Regions from separate parts of the Homo sapiens genome. Here region 2 is linked to region 1. A link is a loop called in an ENCODE intact Hi-C map of the cell type or tissue named here. Cell type or tissue: ascending aorta. All regions are shown on one strand. Links, peaks and the distances in the headings refer to the core of each region. The heading gives the core; the rest is flanking DNA.

Region 1 (5,657 bases), core at 738-3,237:
ATGACAACAGGAGGCAGTGGCTCACAGCAGGGGTGGGGAGTGGGGGGAAGCATCTGGCAGTGCCCACTTTAGGACTGAATGCCTGCTGAGTCCTGGGGGTGGGGGAACCACGGCAACTCCACCTCCCCCCAAAAGAGGATTCTTCCCAGAGGACTAGTACCTGATTTCAATAAAACCCTCTCTGCTCCCATTCCCTTCTCAGGCCTGAGCTGGTCACCTGAGCTCAGGTGACAGAAATTACAAAAGTGAGGGGGATGGTTCCCTTTCCTCCCAGCTCTGCCGCTGAGGACATGGAATAAAGGTGCTTTCAGGGAGAGGAAGGGCACCCCTATTCAGGCTACACCCAGGCTGGAAGAAATGCCCAGGATCCACTGTGCTGGCCCGTGCCCCTGGTGCCAATCTCTACTCCTAGAGAGCAGGGAGGAGGGATCCCTTCCCTCCCCCTCCCAGGCCTTGATGACCTGGAGCCTTCTCCTGGCTGGCGCTGCTCTCCCTCACAGGGTCAGAGAAGGGACTCCAGAAGTCCTCCTTCCCTAGAGCGTGGAGGGCGGGAAAAGGCAGGGAGGATCCTGTATGAAATCCCTGCGCTCGGAAGTCTTGCCCAGCCTGCCTGGGTTTTCTCCCGGGGAATCGGTTCCCAGAGCATCGGCTGGCTTTGCTCCCCCACGCCCGTCCAAGCCTCTGAGAGGGCGGGGCCTGGCTGTGTCCACAGGAGAACGGCAGTGCCAGGCAAGCTAGCCTGGCTCCGTGCCAAGGTCCTGCACCCAGACATCTGGGAACCTGCACCTCGGCTTCCAAAAGCCTGGGCCCAGATGCCCTCTCAGCTCTGCCTCCGAGATATCCACATCACCCATAGTGTCCGCAGGCGAGCGGACCAGCAGTGAAAGGGAGAGGTTTCTTCCAACCTCCCACCCATCCCTCCATCCATACACATACAAAGAGGTGCGGAGAAGAAAGGTCTGACAAAGGCGCTTTGGAGAGCGAGAGGTCGCGGGGAGGTCTGGACAGAACTGAGGGCCAGAGGATGGGGTCGAAAGGCCAGGCGGACGTGCATGCTTGGACCATCAGATCACCCCTGCCCCAACGGACCCAGCCCTAACACCCTGGGCGCTAGGACCTGGGGGAGGGGGGCGTGTTGTGAGCCATCAAAGAAGGCTCTCTACGTGCGCGCCCGCCGGAGACCAGGGATGAGGTCACTAAATGACTGCCCCGGCCAACCCCCACCCCGTCTTTATCCGCACCGCCCCCCCCTTAATTGACCTAACTTTCTAACCCTAGCTCTTCGCTTCTGGCACCGGTCCCCTCCCAAGTCTCCAGACCCTAACCCTGGCTCCCGACCCGCCCCGCTACAGCTTGGGAAGCGGGAGAAGCAGCGCGCGCCCTTCTGCGGACCCCCTCCCAGGGAAGATTGTGGTGTTAGCTGCCTAGGGGGACCAGGGGGCCACCGGGACCCAGCGCAACCTCTGTCTCGCTCCCCAACCCCCGGAAGCGCTAACAGCACGGTTCTTACGTAATGCCGGGCTTCTAAGTACCCCCAACCCGCACAGCCCCCGGGGAGGCCGCGCAGATACCGGGGCCCCTCACAGCTCACCACCTTGGTGCCTGAAGCCACTTTGGAGCCCCTACCGCAGGGGCGGGGACCAGTGTCAATGGGCAGCGGGGCTTGGTTCTCCCAACCAGCACCCCAGAAAGAGGGCCCAGGGGCGGGGGCGGGTGGACAGGGAGGGAACGGGCCTGGGTGAAAGGGGCCTGTGGAGTTTAAACCCAGTGAATAGGGTCCTAAGTGCCGTGTCAGGACGAAAAGAAGGCGGAGGTCTTGGGATAGGAGCTGGCCCGGGGGCCGGGGGACGCCTACCTGCGCCCCGGGAAGCCCCTAGCTCCGGGCGGCTCCAGCGCAGCCGGGCGCTCAGCGTTTATTGCTTGTCAATCGCTAGCCCGGCTCTTAAAGCGGCAAGGCCTCTCCGCGAGGGGGCGGAGGTCCGGAGGAGAGGGGAGGTGAGGAGAACGCGGAGGCCGGCACAACTCGGAGGAAGTAGTCTTTCCCAGCAGCTGGTACGGGGGCAGCCAGGTAGTGGTTTGGGAGACACCGCACAGACCACGACGCCCTGCTGGAGTCCCACTGGGAAGGGTTAGGGAGGCAGGACTGGTACCAGTACCCGCTGGTGCCCCTCGGCTCCCAAGGATCCCTTAAAGGGGCGATGGTAAAAGTGCCTAATGAGACCGGCTTGATTACTCCGCCCACCCATCTTGGCTTAGACCGGCGTTCTAGTTCCAGGCGTGCCTCACTTTTCCTCGTTATCCTGCTTCCATATTGAGAAAAAGAATAGGAGGACTTCAGAGAGACTCCCAGGAAGCAGGATACCAGCCCCAGAAGGCCTCGGGATCAGGGGCAGCTTTTTAAGGACTCAGAGGGTGGATATCCGGATTCCAGACTTTCCAGAAATTTTGCAAAAAAGAGGAAATGTCTTCCTGAAAGGATTCGAGAGCCTCTTTTAGGTCTAGGTGAGGGAGGCCTGGTCCATTTTCCTGCCTATGGAATAAAGAAGTAACTGGCTAGCCTTCCTCAGAGTCCCAGCCCAAAAAGTAAATAAAGGGTTAAACCCACTGGCCCGCCTTCGCCCAGCCTCCGGCTCCACCCCACATCTGCTAGTAAAAGATGCTGGGCCTCCAAATACGGGAGGCTCTGTGCAGTGCGACTAGCATTTGGGGCCAGCTACGCTACTTCTCCGACCTCGGCGTTCAGCCACCCCGTCCAGTTGCCCTGAACAAAATGTGAGAGTCATCCCTTTTCCTTGCTAACTGGATTCCTAAGATCATAAATGGACTGCATCTTTGGCCGGGCGCGGTGGCTCACTCCCATAATCCCAACACTTTGGGAGTCGGAGGCGGGAGCATCGGTTGAGCCTAGGAGTTCGAGACTAGCCCAAGCAACATAGTGAAACCCCATCGCTACAAAAAATAAAATAAACAAAATTAGCTGGGCGTGGTAGCGCGCGCCTGTAGTCCCAGCTACTTGGGAAGCTGAGGCTGCAGTGAGCCGAGATTGCAACACCGCACTCCAGCCTGGGCAACAGAGTGAGACCCTGTCTCAAAAGAAACAAAAAGAAAAGAAATGGATTACATTCTGGAAACTTGCTTGGAAATCTCAGAAATGGGAATCTATCCCGAAAGCAGGGGACTGGTCCCTGGGTTCCAAGACTCAGCTCTCCCCTGAGTTCCAAGGGTATAAGTTTGGATATAGGAAAAAGCCACAGAGGCGGCCGAACTGCTGAAAACCACATTGTTTAGGTGACCCAGGCTTTTACTGAGAGAAGAAAGCCATCGAACCCAGATAGCTTTGACAGGAATTGCAGGCTTTGGTCTCTAAACAAAGAGGGTTCTTGGAGCGCATTGCTTGCAGCTCTTTCCTCTATCTGCAAGCTAGAAAATCCTTCTTCTTCTTCTTCTTTTTTATTTTTATTTTTTGAGACGGAGTTTCGCTCTTGTTGCCCAGGCTGGGGTGCAATGGCATGATCTCGGCTCGTCGCAACCTCTGCCTCCCGGGTTCAAGCAATTCTCCTGCCTCAGCTTCCCGAGTAGCTGGGATTACAGGTATGCGCCACCATGCCTGGCTAATTTTGTATTTTTAGTAGAGACAGGGTTTCTCCATGTTGGTCAGGCTGGTCTCGAACTCCTGACCTCAGGTGATCTGCCCACCTCAGCCTCCCAAAGTGCTGGGATTGCAGGCATGAGCCACTGCACCCGGCCTAGAAAATCCTTATAATTGAATTCAGGAAGAGTTCCCCTTTCCATTATAAAGGCTACCCTCCACTGTCACCTGTCCACCTCTGGGCTGGAAATCACTCAGCTATTTGTATTTTGGAAGAGGAAGGATCTTGAATCTCTACAAGATATTAATTACTTCTTAATCAAGCAATTATTACCTCCATAGCGACCCACATCAAATCTTCCATTCCATTTAGGATCCTCAGGACAGTCTGGGATCTCAGATTCTGGCCCACCTGGGGAGGTGGAGCCCAACTCATTATTCTTAGCGGCTGCCCCACTGCATTCGTCGGTCAACAAGTATCTCTCTAATAAAGGCCTTGCAGAATGCCAGCCTCTCACATCTGTTCAGGACCTTACAATTGACAAATTGTTTCATTCTCACAACAGCCTTGTGCAGTTACAGAATGAGAAGAAACATTTATTGATGCAGAATAGGATGCTCCTCTTCTGTGCCAGGCAAGGTACCACTTACTGTGATACTGAGATAAGGGCCCTAACCTCCTAGAGTTCACAGTCTGGGGTTGAAGTCGGAAAGGAGTGTGTTACATAGATACAAAAAGCGCTTCTTGGTAGCACAGCTGAATGCCATAATAAAGGTGCAGTGTGTCCTAAGCTGTTCCCCAAAGGAATAGAGCTGCTAATGGTTGGCAATGGAGTAGCTGGGAAGGGAAGCAGGTTTGAAGGTCGGCAATGCATCCCCTAGTAGTTAAGGGCTGCCCCCTACCTCAAGAGGGGAATGAGTCCTCCTTCTCTGAGGTTTGTAATTAGCTCTGCCTTCCTCCCTGCCTCAGCCTCAGAGGTCATAAAGGTGCAGGTAGTATATCTCCTTCCCCCAAAATCAAGGTATTCCTATGGTGGTGTTCAGCCCAGAGTTTTGGGAGTCAAGGCACAGAGAAAAATAAAACTCAAAAGTGTTACAAATTTCCAGCAGGTAAGGCTTTGCACTGAGTGATGGTGCACTTCCTATAATGACCAGCAGGGGCCACCAACAGCTATTCCCAGTTTATCTACACCCAGCCTCTGAGGTGCTTCGCCTCCACACCTGCGACTGGCCAGTGCCTAGTTCTGGAAACCTTATTTATGGACTATACTTAAAAAAAAAAAAAAAAAAAAAAAAAAAAACTTGGGCGAGGTGCCATGGCTCACACCTGTAATCCCAACACTTTGGAAGGCCGAGGTGGGCAGATCATGTGAGGTCGGGAGTTCAAGACCAGCCTGGCCAATATGATGAAACCCTGTCTCTACTAAAAATACAAAAATTAGCTGGGAGTGGTTCCGGGCGCCTGTAATCCCAGCTACTTGGGAGGCTGAGGCAGGAGAATCGCTTGAAGCCGGGAGGCAGAGGTTGCAGTGAGCCATGATTGCGCCACTGCACTCCAGCCTGGGCGACAGAGTGAGACTCCGTATTTAAAAAAAAAAAAATTAGAGCCTTCAATGGACTATATAAAATTATATAAATATTTGCCTATAAACTATATTTGTGTTATTCAACTAATTAGTATGCATATTAGAAATCACACACATAGGGATGAATTTTTATTTTCATTTTATTTATAAATAAATAAACATATTTTGAGACAGGGTCTTACTCTGTTGCCCAGGCTGGAATGCAGTAGCATGATCATAGCTCACTGCAGGCTGGACCTCCCAGGCTCAAGCCATCCTCCTGCCTCAGCCTCCAGAGTAGCTGGGACCACAGCTGCATGCCACCACACCTGGAGAATTTTTTTTTTAATTTTTTGTAGAGATAGAGTCTTGCCATGTTGCCCAGGCTGGCCTTAAACTCCTGGGCTCAAGTGATCCACTTGCCTCAGCCTCCTAACGTGCTGAGATTACAGGTGTGAGTCACTGCACCAGGCCAGGATTAATTTTTTAACTATAAATAGAAA
Region 2 (5,657 bases), core at 1,627-4,126, 230 kb after region 1:
CTGCAGTAGCCACATTTCAAGTGCTTAATAGACACACATGGTCAGTGGCTACTCTGTTGGGCAGTGTGAATAGAAAACATTTCCATCAACACAGAAAGTTCTATCGGACAGCTCTGGTTTACATAGCTGCCTACACACCAACTCAGAATCCACAACCTTCGCACACAAAGCTACACAAACAGATCAGTCCTCCCCGCCCCCATAGGCAGCAAACAACACACATTTAATTCCATACACGTATTCAACGGGCAATACCCAATCACCTACACAAGATTCTCAGCGTGTACACACACTTCCTATCCAAATATGCCACCGTCCATACCAAGGCAAATGTAAAGATAAACACATAAAAAAAAGTATGTCATCACACTGACTCGAATACAACTGTTTGTTCGATAAAAATACAAATTAGGGGCCAGCCGCGGTGGCTCATGCCTGTAATCCCAGCATTTTAGGAGACCAAGGCAGGCAGATCACCTGAGGTTGAGAGGTTGAGATCAGCCTTGCTAACAATGGTGAAACCCCGTTTCTACTAAATATACAAAATTAGTTGGGTGTGGTGGCCCACACCTGTAATCCCAGCTACTTGGGAGGCTGAGGCAGGAGAATCACTTGAATCCGGGAGGTGGAGGTTGCAGTGAGCTGGGATCCCACCACTGCACTCCAGCGTGGGCGACAGAGTGAGACTCCGTCTCCAAAAAAACAACAACAAAAAAAACAAATTAGGGTGAAATGCATTTGCAAGTATACTGAAATAGATACAAACCCAAGCCATGTGGTTCCCATAACAATTCCCAGCACGTGTTTGCAAATTCAAGTAAGGGGGAAGGGAATCCACATTTGTTGAGGTCCTGTTAATAGGCCAGGCATGGCGTTAGCCATTTCAATGCATTAATTCATTTAATCTCACAACAACCTTGTGAGGAAGATGTATTATTCTTTTTTTTTTTTGAGACGGAGTCTTGCTCTGTCTCCCAGGCTGGAGTGCGGTGGCGCGATCTCGGCTCACTGCAAGCTCCGCCTCCCGGGTTCAAGCGATTCTCCTGCCTCAGCCTCCCAAGTAGCTGGGACTACAGGCGCCTGCCACCACGCCTGGCTAATTTTTTGTATTTTTAGTAGAGACAGGGTTTCACTGTGTTAGCCAGGATGGTCTCGATCTCCTGACCTCGTGGTCCGCCTGCCTTGGTCCCCCAAAGTGCTGGGATTACAGGCGTGAGCCACCGCGCCCGGCTGGAAGATGTATTATTCTTTATTTTTTAATTTTTTTTTTGCGACAGAATCTCACTTTGTTGCCCAGGCTGGAATGCAGTGGCATGATCCCAGCTCACTGCAACCTCCGCCTCCCAGGTTTAAGCCATTCTCCTGCCTCAGTCCCCTGAGTAGCTGGGATTACAGGCGCCCGCCACCATGCCCGGCTAATTTCTTTTTTTTTTTTTTTTAGACGGAGTCTTGCTTTGTTGCCCAGGCTGGAGTGCAGTGGCGTGATCTCGGCTCACTGCAAGCTCCGCCTTCCGGGTTCATGCCATTCTCCTGCCTCAGCTTCCCAAGTAGCTGGGACTACAGGCGCCCGCCACCACACCCGGCTAATTTTTTTGTATTTTTAGTAGAGACGGGGTTTCACCATGTTAGCCAGGATGGTCTCGATCTCCTGCCCTTGTGATCCGCCCGCCTCTGCCTCCCAAAGTGCTGAGATTACAGGCAAGAGCCACCGCGGAAGTGAGCATTGAGTTGCCCAGCCATTCGCACTCCCTCCTGACAAATGGCATCAAGTCATTCAACAAACACTTGTTCAGCCTGGGCAACATAGGGAGCCTTCATCTCTACAACAAATAAACATAAAAAAATTAGCTGGGCTTAGGCCAGGCACAGTGGCTCACGTTTATAATCCCAGCACTTCGGGAGGCCAATGCGGGTGGATCACGAGGTCAGGTGTTCAAGACCAGCCTGGGCAACATAGTGAAACCCTGTCTCTACTAAAAATACAAAAAGTTAGCTGGGCGTGGCTGGGCGCAGTGGTTCACGTCTGTAATCCCAGCACTTTGGGAGGCAGAGGCGGGCAGATTACCTGAGGTCAGGAGTTCGAGACCATCCTGGCCAACATGGTGAAACCCTGTCTCTACTAAAAATACAAAAAATTAGCTGGGCGTGGCTGGGCGCAGTGGCTCACGTCTGTAATCCCAGCACTTTGGGAGGCAGAGGCGGGCAGATTACCTGAGGTCAGGAGTTCGAGACCAGCCTGGCCAACATGGTGAAACCCTGTCTCTACTAAAAATACAAAAATTAGCCAGGCATGATGGCACATGCCTGTTATCCCAGCTACTCGGGAGGCTGAGGCAGGAGAATTGCTTGAGCCTAGGAGGAAGAGGTTGCAGTGAGCCGAGATCATGCCACTGCACTGCAGCCTGTCCTGCAGAGCGAGACTGTCTCAAAAAAAAAAAAAAAAAAAAAAAATTAGCCGGGCGTGGTGGCGGGCACTTGTAATCCCAGCTACTTGGTAGGCTGAAGCAGGAGAATCGCTTGAACCTGAGAGGCAGAGGTTGCAGTGAGCCAAGATCGTGCCACTGCACTCCAGCCTGGGCAACAATGTGAGACTCCGTGTCAAAAAAAAAAAAAGTTAACTGGGTTTGGTGGTGTGTGCCTGTGATCCCAGCTACTCAGGAGGCTGAGGTGGGAGGACTGCTTGGGCCCAAGAGGTGGAGGATGCAGTGAGCCATGACTGTGCCGCTGCACTCCGGGCTGGGTAAGGGAGTAAAGTAAGTCTCAAAACAAAAACAAACTCATTTTCTGAGTGTCTTCAATGTGCCACATGCTGGTTCACAAAGGTGAAAAGCCACAGTCTTGCTCTGAAGCAGTATTAAGTCAAGCAGGGAGGCCGGGCGCCATGGCTTACGCCTGTAATCCCAGCTACTTCGAAGGCTGAGGCAGGAGAATCGCTTGAACCCGGGAGGCGGAGGTTGCAGTGAGCCGAGATCGCGCCACTGCACTCCAGCCTGGGCGACAGAGCGAGATTCGGTTTAAAAAAGAAAAAAAAAAAAGAACGGAAAAGAAAGGGGCGGGGGCAGGATTAGGCATCGTGGGGCCAAGATGCTTGATCTCACCTGAACCAGTGCTGAACCAGCCGACTGGGAAGAGGAGCCGCTTGGGGGCGACCGAGAGCCCATCCGTTTCCCCTTTAAGACCAGAGCGGAAGACTACAGTGAGAAGGCCCTTTGTGTCGGCGGGAAAGAAATATGCCTGCCCCTTTAAGAAGGCGGAGACGCCCCAGTGGCGGCGTCTTCGAATGCGGCCTAAGGCGCCTGCCGCCAGTCTCCTGGCGACTTTCCCTATATCGCAGAGACTCATCCCTCTGACCCCAGCCCGGAAGCACTGTCCCTCGGAGTCCGAGACTTCCACCTGGGTCGTGTCCAAGGCCCCGGCGACTCCCCGGACTCGGGGTGCCGGGCCAACCTCCCCGCCGAGGCCCACCCGCCGTCGCTATGGTAATGCCGCGCCCAGCTTGGGGGCTGGCGGGCCGCAGGGCCCCCTGGCCTCCGGAACTGCTCATGGGGTTCCAGCCCCTCGCCCGCGCAAGTTGCAGGACCGGGGTCTGGGTGGGGGTTCGGCGGAGTCGGGAGACCTGGGCTGTCGTCAGGGCTTGTCATGGACGCGCCGGAGACCCTGAGAAAGCATTCTCCTCCCCCGGGCCTCAGTTTCCCTCCTGTTGCCTTCCTACCCTCCTGGGAAACCCCCCTTTCCAGTGCGCTCAGACGTCACTACCGCTTGGGTCCATCCCTTTCCCCTCCCCGCCCCACACTTTCTACTTTTTTTTTTTTTTTTTTTGGACGAAGTCTCGTTCTGTCGCCCAGGCTGGAGTGCAGTGGCGTGATCTCTGCTCACTGCAACCGTCGTCTCCCGCCCACCCCTTTCACTCTGACCCTTAGAGTCTTGGGAACTGTATCGCCAGCTGTAGCTCCTGCGGCTCTGGCATCTGGGGTTAGGCACCACCTCTGATCTGGGTTTGACACTCATCAGGAACTGGCTACAGCAGCCCTGCTGGCTAGAAAGAAGGAACCGTGGACTGGGGCATCCTACTCTCCTGGGACCCTAGTTTTTGGGCCTTGGATTAGGTAGGGAAACTACTGGCTTCATTTGCAGAAACAATGCCACTGTGCAGACATGTTTGGATTTATGGTAGTTTCTCTTATGTTTGACATAAGATTGGTCAGGCGAAACCTTTGGGATATTGCAAAATCCTTAGGCCCAAGCCAGGGGCCGTGGCTGACACCTGTTTTTGTTTGTTTGTTTTTTTGAGACAGAGTCTCACTCTGTGGCCCAGGCTGAAGTGCAGTGGTGCGATCTCCGCTCACTGCAACCTCCACTTCCCAGGTTCAAGCAATTCTCCTGCCTTAGACTCCCAACAAGCTGGGATTACAGGCGGGCACCACCACCCCAGCTAACTTATTTCTATTTTTAGTAGAGACGAGGTTTCACTTTGTTGGCCAGGCTGTTCTTGAACTCCTGGCCTCAGGTGGTCCACCCGCCTTGGCGTCACAAAGTGCTGGGATTACAGGAGTGAGCCACCATGCCCAGCCTGTGGCTGACACCTATAATCCCAGCACTTTGGAGGCCACAGTGGGAGGATCACTTGAGCCCAGGAGTTCAAGACTGGCCTGGGCAATGTAGTGAGGCCCCGTATCTATAAAAATTTAAAAATTAGCCTGGGCGCAGTGGCTCACGCCTGTAATCCCAGCACTTTGGGAGGCTGAGGTGGGCAGATCACAAGGTCAGGAGTTCAAGACCAGCCTGGCTAACATGGTGAAACCCTGTCTCAACTAAAAATACAAAAAAAAATAGCCAGGCATTGTGGCTTGGCCTGTAATCCCAGCTACTTGGGAGGCTAAGGCAGGAGAATTGCTTGAACCTGGAAGGTGGAGGTTGCAGTGAGCCAAAATCGTGCCGCTGGACTTCAGCCTGGGCAACAGAGCAAGACTCCGTCTCAGGAAGAAAAAAAAAAAAAGAAAATTAGCTGAGCACGGTGGTGCACACCTGTAGTCCCAGTTACTCAGGAGGTTGAGGTGGGAGGGTCACTTGAGCCTAGGAGATTGAGGCTGCAGTGAGCTATGATCTTGCCACTGCACTCCAGTCTGGGCAATAGGGCAAGACCCTGTCTCAAAACAAAAGACAAAAACAAAATGTTTACGCCCATGTGCACAGTCCTGGAGAACTGCCCTTGCTCCCCTAGGCAGCCTTCCCTTTGCCCCCTTTCTTCCCTTCCAGGATTAGTGCAGATGGTTCTGAGTGGATTATGTTACAAGAAAGTTTTTTAATCTTTCTTTCCTTTTTTTTTTTTAAGACAGAGTCTTGCTCTGTCGCCCAGGCTGGAGTTCAGTGGTGCAATCTTGGCTCACTGCAACCTCTACCTCCCGGGTTCAAGCAATTCTCCTGCCTTAGCCTTCCAAGTAGCTGAGATCACAGGCATGCTCCACTAGGCCCGGCTAATTTTTTTTTTTTTAAAGACAGAGTCTTGCCCTGTCGCCCAGGCTGGTGTGCAGTGGTGCGATCTCGGCTCACTGCAACCTCTGCCTCCCAGTTCAAGCGATTCTCCTGCCTCAGCCTCCTGAGTAGCTGGGATTACAGATGCCCACCACCACGCCCAGCTAATTTTTTGTATTTTTAGT

The links. Hi-C counts contacts between places; a loop is a spot of excess contacts. Peaks named below come from ENCODE experiments on the same cell type or tissue, not always from the same donor. Only the 100,000 strongest peaks of a DNase experiment are listed, where the experiment ranks them.
Region 2: a loop joins it to region 1, with 17 times the contacts of the local background. A loop is called at or near these places in 2 of 110 quality-filtered maps.

Annotation. Positions count from the first base shown.
Region 1 is chr17:43,905,619-43,911,275 of GRCh38, forward strand. It overlaps MPP2 (MAGUK p55 scaffold protein 2), which reads right to left and starts at 1,918. Exons shown (of 13, transcript NM_005374.5): 1 at 1,856-1,918. RefSeq lists an enhancer at 1,928-2,077. In ascending aorta, for the core only: a CTCF peak has its summit at 1,961 (motif pointing right); DNase peaks (open chromatin) are centred at 1,123, 2,073 and 2,693; H3K4me3 peaks cover 2,500 bases; H3K27ac peaks cover 2,500 bases.
Region 2 is chr17:44,138,667-44,144,323 of GRCh38, forward strand. It overlaps HROB (homologous recombination factor with OB-fold), which reads left to right and starts at 3,264. Exons shown (of 10, transcript NM_001171251.3): 1 at 3,264-3,479. The coding sequence starts at 3,477. RefSeq lists an enhancer at 3,019-3,188 and silencers at 3,489-3,548, 3,795-4,089. In ascending aorta, for the core only: a CTCF peak has its summit at 3,135; a DNase peak (open chromatin) is centred at 3,185; H3K4me3 peaks cover 1,301 bases.